2 separate regions of the Homo sapiens genome follow, and region 1 is linked to region 2. Evidence: chromatin contacts called from ENCODE Hi-C or POLR2A ChIA-PET data. All regions are on one chromosome and are shown on one strand. The core of a region is the stretch at or near the end of the contact, and the rest is flanking DNA. Distances in the headings are between cores, read along the strand shown. Region 1 overlaps ATAD1 (ATPase family AAA domain containing 1). Region 2 holds the start of ATAD1 (ATPase family AAA domain containing 1).

Region 1 (2,706 bases), core at 152-2,651, 58 kb before region 2:
TAGGGTTGCAAATATTTTCATTGTGGCTTGTTTTTTCACTTTGTTCATGTTACCCCGTGACACAGAAGCTTTAAGTCTGATTATAGTCAGACTTCTCTATTCTCTTTCCTTTGTAGTTTTTAATTTTTTGTGAATTGAGAAACTCTTCTCATGTGTCCTTAAGAAACAGACACATACAAGGATCTAATTTTTCTACTGTTTGTAAAAAGAATAAAAATAACATATACCTATACACATGCATTAGGTATCTGTTCACATATATTCACGGGATTGATAAACTCTATCAACTCCTGGACAGCAGGTTACCAATGACGGTGATAATGGGAAGTGGCCAGTGGTTGCTTAAGGCTGTACTTAATTAAAAAAAAAATGAAGCAAATGTGGAAATATATTAAAATTGCCTGTTAAATATGGGTGGAAGATAATGGGGCTATTTGTTTATATGTTTGAAATATTTCATACATTTAACAAACTACTTTAAAGAGCTTTCCAAACTATACTCTGAGATGTTAAAAATTAAACATCCAACACTTCCTCCTGTCTTTTGACCACTCCGTTGTTGGGCCACCCTATGTTCTAACCACTCACAAATCTTGTGCCTGATAAGATGATACAGTTAGAAAGATGAACCAACCAAGTATAAGAAAACAAAGAAAAGAAGATTCCAGTCACTGGGGGAGCAAGATTTAATTAAGAGGTACCATACCCTAATGGTTAAGAGTAGGCTCCATCACTTCTTTGTGTAATCCTGGGCAAGTTATTACAAAACTTCTCTGGGTTTCAGTTTCCTCAGCTGTAAAATAGGACTAATATGTACTCCTTAGATAAATGAGGATTAAATAAAACAATGTATAGCTCACCAAAATGCTTGGCACATAGCAAGCACTCTAAAAGTAGCTCATTTTGTTCTAAGATAATAGCTTTTAGATAAACCATGAAATAATGAGAACTCTTTTCATTAGGCAACTCTGAAGGCAATTCCCAAGTTAAAAAGCTTTTGAGTATAGGCAGCAACAGCAGAATAAGTTAACAGACTTCTAAAATAGCTTGAAAGAATGATACTTACTTATGCAGTTGTTTATTATTATATCCACCATTAATAGTATACTTGTAAATAACATCTATGTACTCTAAGCATTTTACACTTATAATTTTATTTCAAGACCAGCTGGGGCAAATGATGAGACCCTGATATGGTCTGGCTCTGTGTCCCCACCGAAGTCTCATGTTGAATTTAATTCCCAGTGTTAGGGGGAGGGACCTGGTGGGAAGTGATTGGATTATGGGGACAGACTTCCCCCTTGTTCTCATGATAGTGAGTGAGTTCTCTCAAGATCTGATGGTTTAAAAATGTGTGGCACTTCCCCCTTCACTCTCTCCCACTCCTGCTCTGCCATGGTAAGACATGCTTGCTTCCCCTTCGCCTTTGACCATGATTGTTAAGTTTCCTGAGGCCTCCCAGCCATGCTTCCTGTACAGCTTGTGGAACGGTGAGTCAATTAAACCTCTTTTCTTCATAAGTTATCCAGTCTCAGGTAGTTCTTTATAGCGGTTTGAGAACGGGCTAACACAGACCCCATCTCAACAAAAAAAATTTTGTTAACTAGCTGGGTGTGTCTAGCTACTCAGGAGGTTGAGGCAGGAGGATCACTTGAGCCAAGGAGTTCAAGGCTGCAGTGAGCTAGGATTACACCACTGCATTCCAGTCTGGCTAGAATGATGAGGCTGGTCAGCTAGAATGTAGGAGACTGTCAGTTCTGTCTCAAAACAAAAAACAAAAACTATTGCTGCTATATCATACAAAAGTAATTTCAGGTCAGTTTGTATAGGGAAAAAAGCTACCTCCTTAAAGTCAGACGAAATACTTTTATAGGGTATAAATTTTATCAGTGCTAATTCTTTTTATACTTAAAACCTTAAGCCAAAATCACTACACTATCTTTTTAAAATAAGCGAATCATGTTAAGGAATACCTATCAATAAAATAATTGTAAAAGAGTAGAACACAGTATCATTTCAAAAGCTTCAATCTTTTATTCAGAGAAGATGAACTCAAAGTCTGGAAGTTCATGTGAATTTAAAAAAAAAACAACAAAAAACCCTTATTTAGCTCCACAATGTATAAGTATGACAGTGCTCAGTTTACCAAATAAATATATGTGCTACTGATTTGAGGCATCTTTAACAAAATTAAATTAATTTTCTTCAGATTTTATTGAAGTAGCAGTAATCCTTCAGCATATAAATACCAACCAGTGGGAAATGACGAGATGTTCTCATGTCAGCAATTATCCAGAGAGCATTCGTATTTTGCAACATAAAACTGATTAGAGACTATACTTTGTGGTTTTATGAATAACAGAATTGCTAAAAATTCCCTGTATCTGCTGGGTGGGATGGCTCATGCTTGTAATCCTAGCACTTTGGGAGGCTGAGATGGGTGGATCTCTTGAGCTCAGGAGTTCTAGACCAGCCTGGGCAACATGGCGAAACCCCATTTCTACTAAAAATACAAAAAATTCGCTGGGTGTGGTGCATGCACCTATAGTCCCAGCTACTCAGGGGGCTGAGGCGGGGGGATCACTTGAGCCCAGGGAGGCTGCAGTGAGCTGAGATTGTGCCACTGCACTCTAGCCTGGGTGACAAAGCAGAGATTGTCTAAAAAAAAAATTCCCTGTAGCCATGAAAAATATAATCCTAAAAGAA
Region 2 (2,700 bases), core at 152-2,651:
GTTTTATTAACCTAATCTGTGAAAAGCGGTGGCATTCCAGTAAAACGTTTTCGTTTTAGAGTTGGTAGTGATAAAACTACCAACCAAGTCATCTACTGGATATTCATTGAACTACATGAACAAATTAGGGCTGTTATGAACACATCCCAGTCATCAAGATAGTAACAACTTTTAATCCCATAAAAGGTCAACACACAAAACCCGTTTATATCCTTCCCAATTCTGAAATTTTTAATGTAATAAAGACTTAGGTCTACTAAGGCCACTTGTAAAATAGTAGTCTACCTTTTTAAATTACTTCAAAATCCTTCAATGAAACTGAAACTTGTTTTGTAGACTGTAACTATATATACTTTATTGTACACTCATGTATCATTCATTTGGTATTGATATACCTAAAATGTAAGGCTGTTACAGCAGCAATACCATCACCAGCGAACATACAATAAAAGCTGCATGCGCATACAACAGCAGGGAGCGTATTTCAATCCTGTATAAACATTAGGTTCAACAAAATGAATACACAAATATGTACATATACGATGATAGTGCTGTATGCAACTAAGAAACATCCTAAAACACTATAACCTAGAGTTATTTGTTAGGCAAATATGGTATCAGGTCGTTTCATTTTAAGTTCTCCATTTCCGAGTGGAAAACCGTGAAATCGTACTACCTCATCTATGAGCAATTTATTGACATGTATAGCATTCATAGCATAGCATTCACTGTAGTATTTCTCTCCTAATTCATTGCAGTATTTCACAAATCGTTTCTCAAACTCAAAAGTCCCAGTTTTGCAGGCATAAAGGCCCTACGAATACAGCCTATGACAATGAAGGCCTGCCAATCTTCACAAAGAGGGCAGGTTATTATTAACATCACCATCTTTTGTGAAAGCGTGCCCGGCCCTGAAGAACCACCTTCGATTTTGCACAAGGTGGTGGCCGCGCCTGTGCGACAATCAGACCTGGTTCATTCCAGCCGCCTTCGTCTAGGTTCGCCTGGTTCTGAAGTCTTCCGGGACGACCTCAAACCCCCACAGTGACCAGGATGCCGACAAAGATTCCCTCGGGAATGGCACGAGTCTTGGGGAAGAGCTAAGCAGACCCTAAGGGCCCAGGCCGGGCCGGACGCCAAGGCGAGGCCCGGGACGCCCTTGGAGGTTAATCCTCTAGATACTAAGGGCTGCGGGGCGCTTGGGGGCGGCACTGAGGTAGGGCGTGGGAGAAGACCGGGGTGACCTTTCCTCCGGGGGTTCCCAGGTCCGAGACGGTCCTTAAAGGACCTCAGAAGGATACGACAACCATCCCATGAGGCCCCACGGGAACCAGCTACTCACCCAGGGGCAGAAACAGCAAGAGCAAGTGCCCTCAGCCGGCCTCACACAGGAAGGAAACGCAACCTGGGAGAGAACGCTTCCGGCGGGAGGCGCGGCGCACTCCCTCCCACGGAGCATGCGCGACCCGCGGTCGCCGGCGCGGAGGGGGCGTGCTCCCAGGCTTAGAAACAGTGAGGGAGAGCAAATTCGCGCACCTGATGTCTGCTTAAGCTACCTGCTAGACTGAGACTTTCTGCGAAGCCGGCGTGTCTGCGAGCAGCACTCGCTAAGGCTCTGCGTTTAACAGACACTACCTTTGGGAAGGCGCTTATCACAAAAAGTCCCTGCCCTTCTCGCGGGCTCGGGGCGCAACCCTGACAAATCGGGCAGCCTTCTTGAGAGTGCAGAAATGCTCTGCGTACCCAGCAAATACATTCTCTCCTTCCCACCACTCTGTGCAAACCCTCACGCCGCGGCTTTGTGTCTGTACTTTAGCCAAAACGCAGAAGCTTATGGCCACCCTCCACTCCTCACCCCTCATCCCTCACCACCTGCCTTTCAATTCTCGGGTGAGCTCACCCTTCTCCCCCATCTCTGTGCTGACAAACACCTCGGGGTGGCGCCTGACAATCTTTCCGCGAAAAGATTTAGCAGCCCACGCCACCAGACTCGGTAGTTAGGACGGAATAGGGCATCTGGTAACAGATTTTGCATTTTGGTGATTTCCCTTTTTCTTTCACCCCTTTTCCTTTCCAGAACGAGCGACGTGACACAAGAGGTCCCAAGGGAGCAAACCTGAAAGCCAGAGCCTCCTGAATACACAAACTGCCGGTGGGCCAGATGACATTAGACACTCCTGAGATACGAGAAGCATCACTTCCTTCAGACAGAGTCGGTGAGACTATGATGTAATGAGAGTTCTCCCTGTGTTCCTCAGGAAGGCAGCTTGTGCCTTTCTACTTGAGGCATCATCTTTGATGGCTAAAGAATTCTGCAGCTTGGCCAGCGCGGTGGCTTACGCCTGTAATCCCAACACTTTGGGAGGCCGAAGCGAGAGGATCACTTGAGGTCAGGAATTCGAGACCAGCCTGGACAACATAATGAGAAATCGTCTCTACAAAAAAAAAAAAAAAAAAAAAAAAAAAACCACCTAAAAATTAGCTGGATTTGGTGGCGCATGTCTGTAGTCCCAGCTACTTGGGAGGCTGAGGTGGGAGAATCGCTTGAGCGTGGGAGATCACGGCTGCAGTGATCAAGCCACTCCACTCCAGCCTGGGCGACAGAGCAAGCCCCTGTCTCAATAATAATAACAATTTTGCAGCCTGATTGTTAACGAATGTTACTAGTTACAAACTTGTAATAATGTGGTGAAGATAATA

The links. A loop is a pair of places that touch in the nucleus more often than their neighbours do. ChIA-PET counts read pairs that join two places held with the same protein, here RNA polymerase II (POLR2A). Pooled maps may share reads with other maps.
Region 1: a loop to region 2 is called in a pooled map, with 7 times the contacts of the local background. The contact joins the enhancer-like site here to the promoter of ATAD1 in region 2. A Hi-C loop is called at or near these places in 2 of 168 maps with a recorded cell type or tissue (CD8-positive, alpha-beta T cell and endothelial cell of umbilical vein) and 11 of 50 pooled maps. POLR2A ChIA-PET finds 5 or more read pairs at or near these places in 13 of 52 experiments (AG04450, H1, HEK293T and 8 more).

The regions. Positions count from the first base shown.
Region 1 is chr10:87,758,995-87,761,700 of GRCh38, forward strand. All of the region lies in intron 8 of ATAD1 (ATPase family AAA domain containing 1), which reads right to left. Among named protein-coding and RNA genes, the nearest start is that of ATAD1, 58 kb to the right of the region's middle. Within about 2 kb of position 1,402, at least 2 of the 41 ENCODE cell types and tissues checked have a DNase peak (open chromatin) inside an H3K27ac peak, as active enhancers do; they include endothelial cell of umbilical vein, where a contact is called at or near this core.
Region 2 is chr10:87,816,825-87,819,524 of GRCh38, forward strand. It overlaps ATAD1 (ATPase family AAA domain containing 1), which reads right to left and starts at 1,402. Exons shown (of 10, transcript NM_001321967.2): 1 at 1,343-1,402. It also overlaps the pseudogene CFL1P1. RefSeq lists a silencer at 1,500-1,549.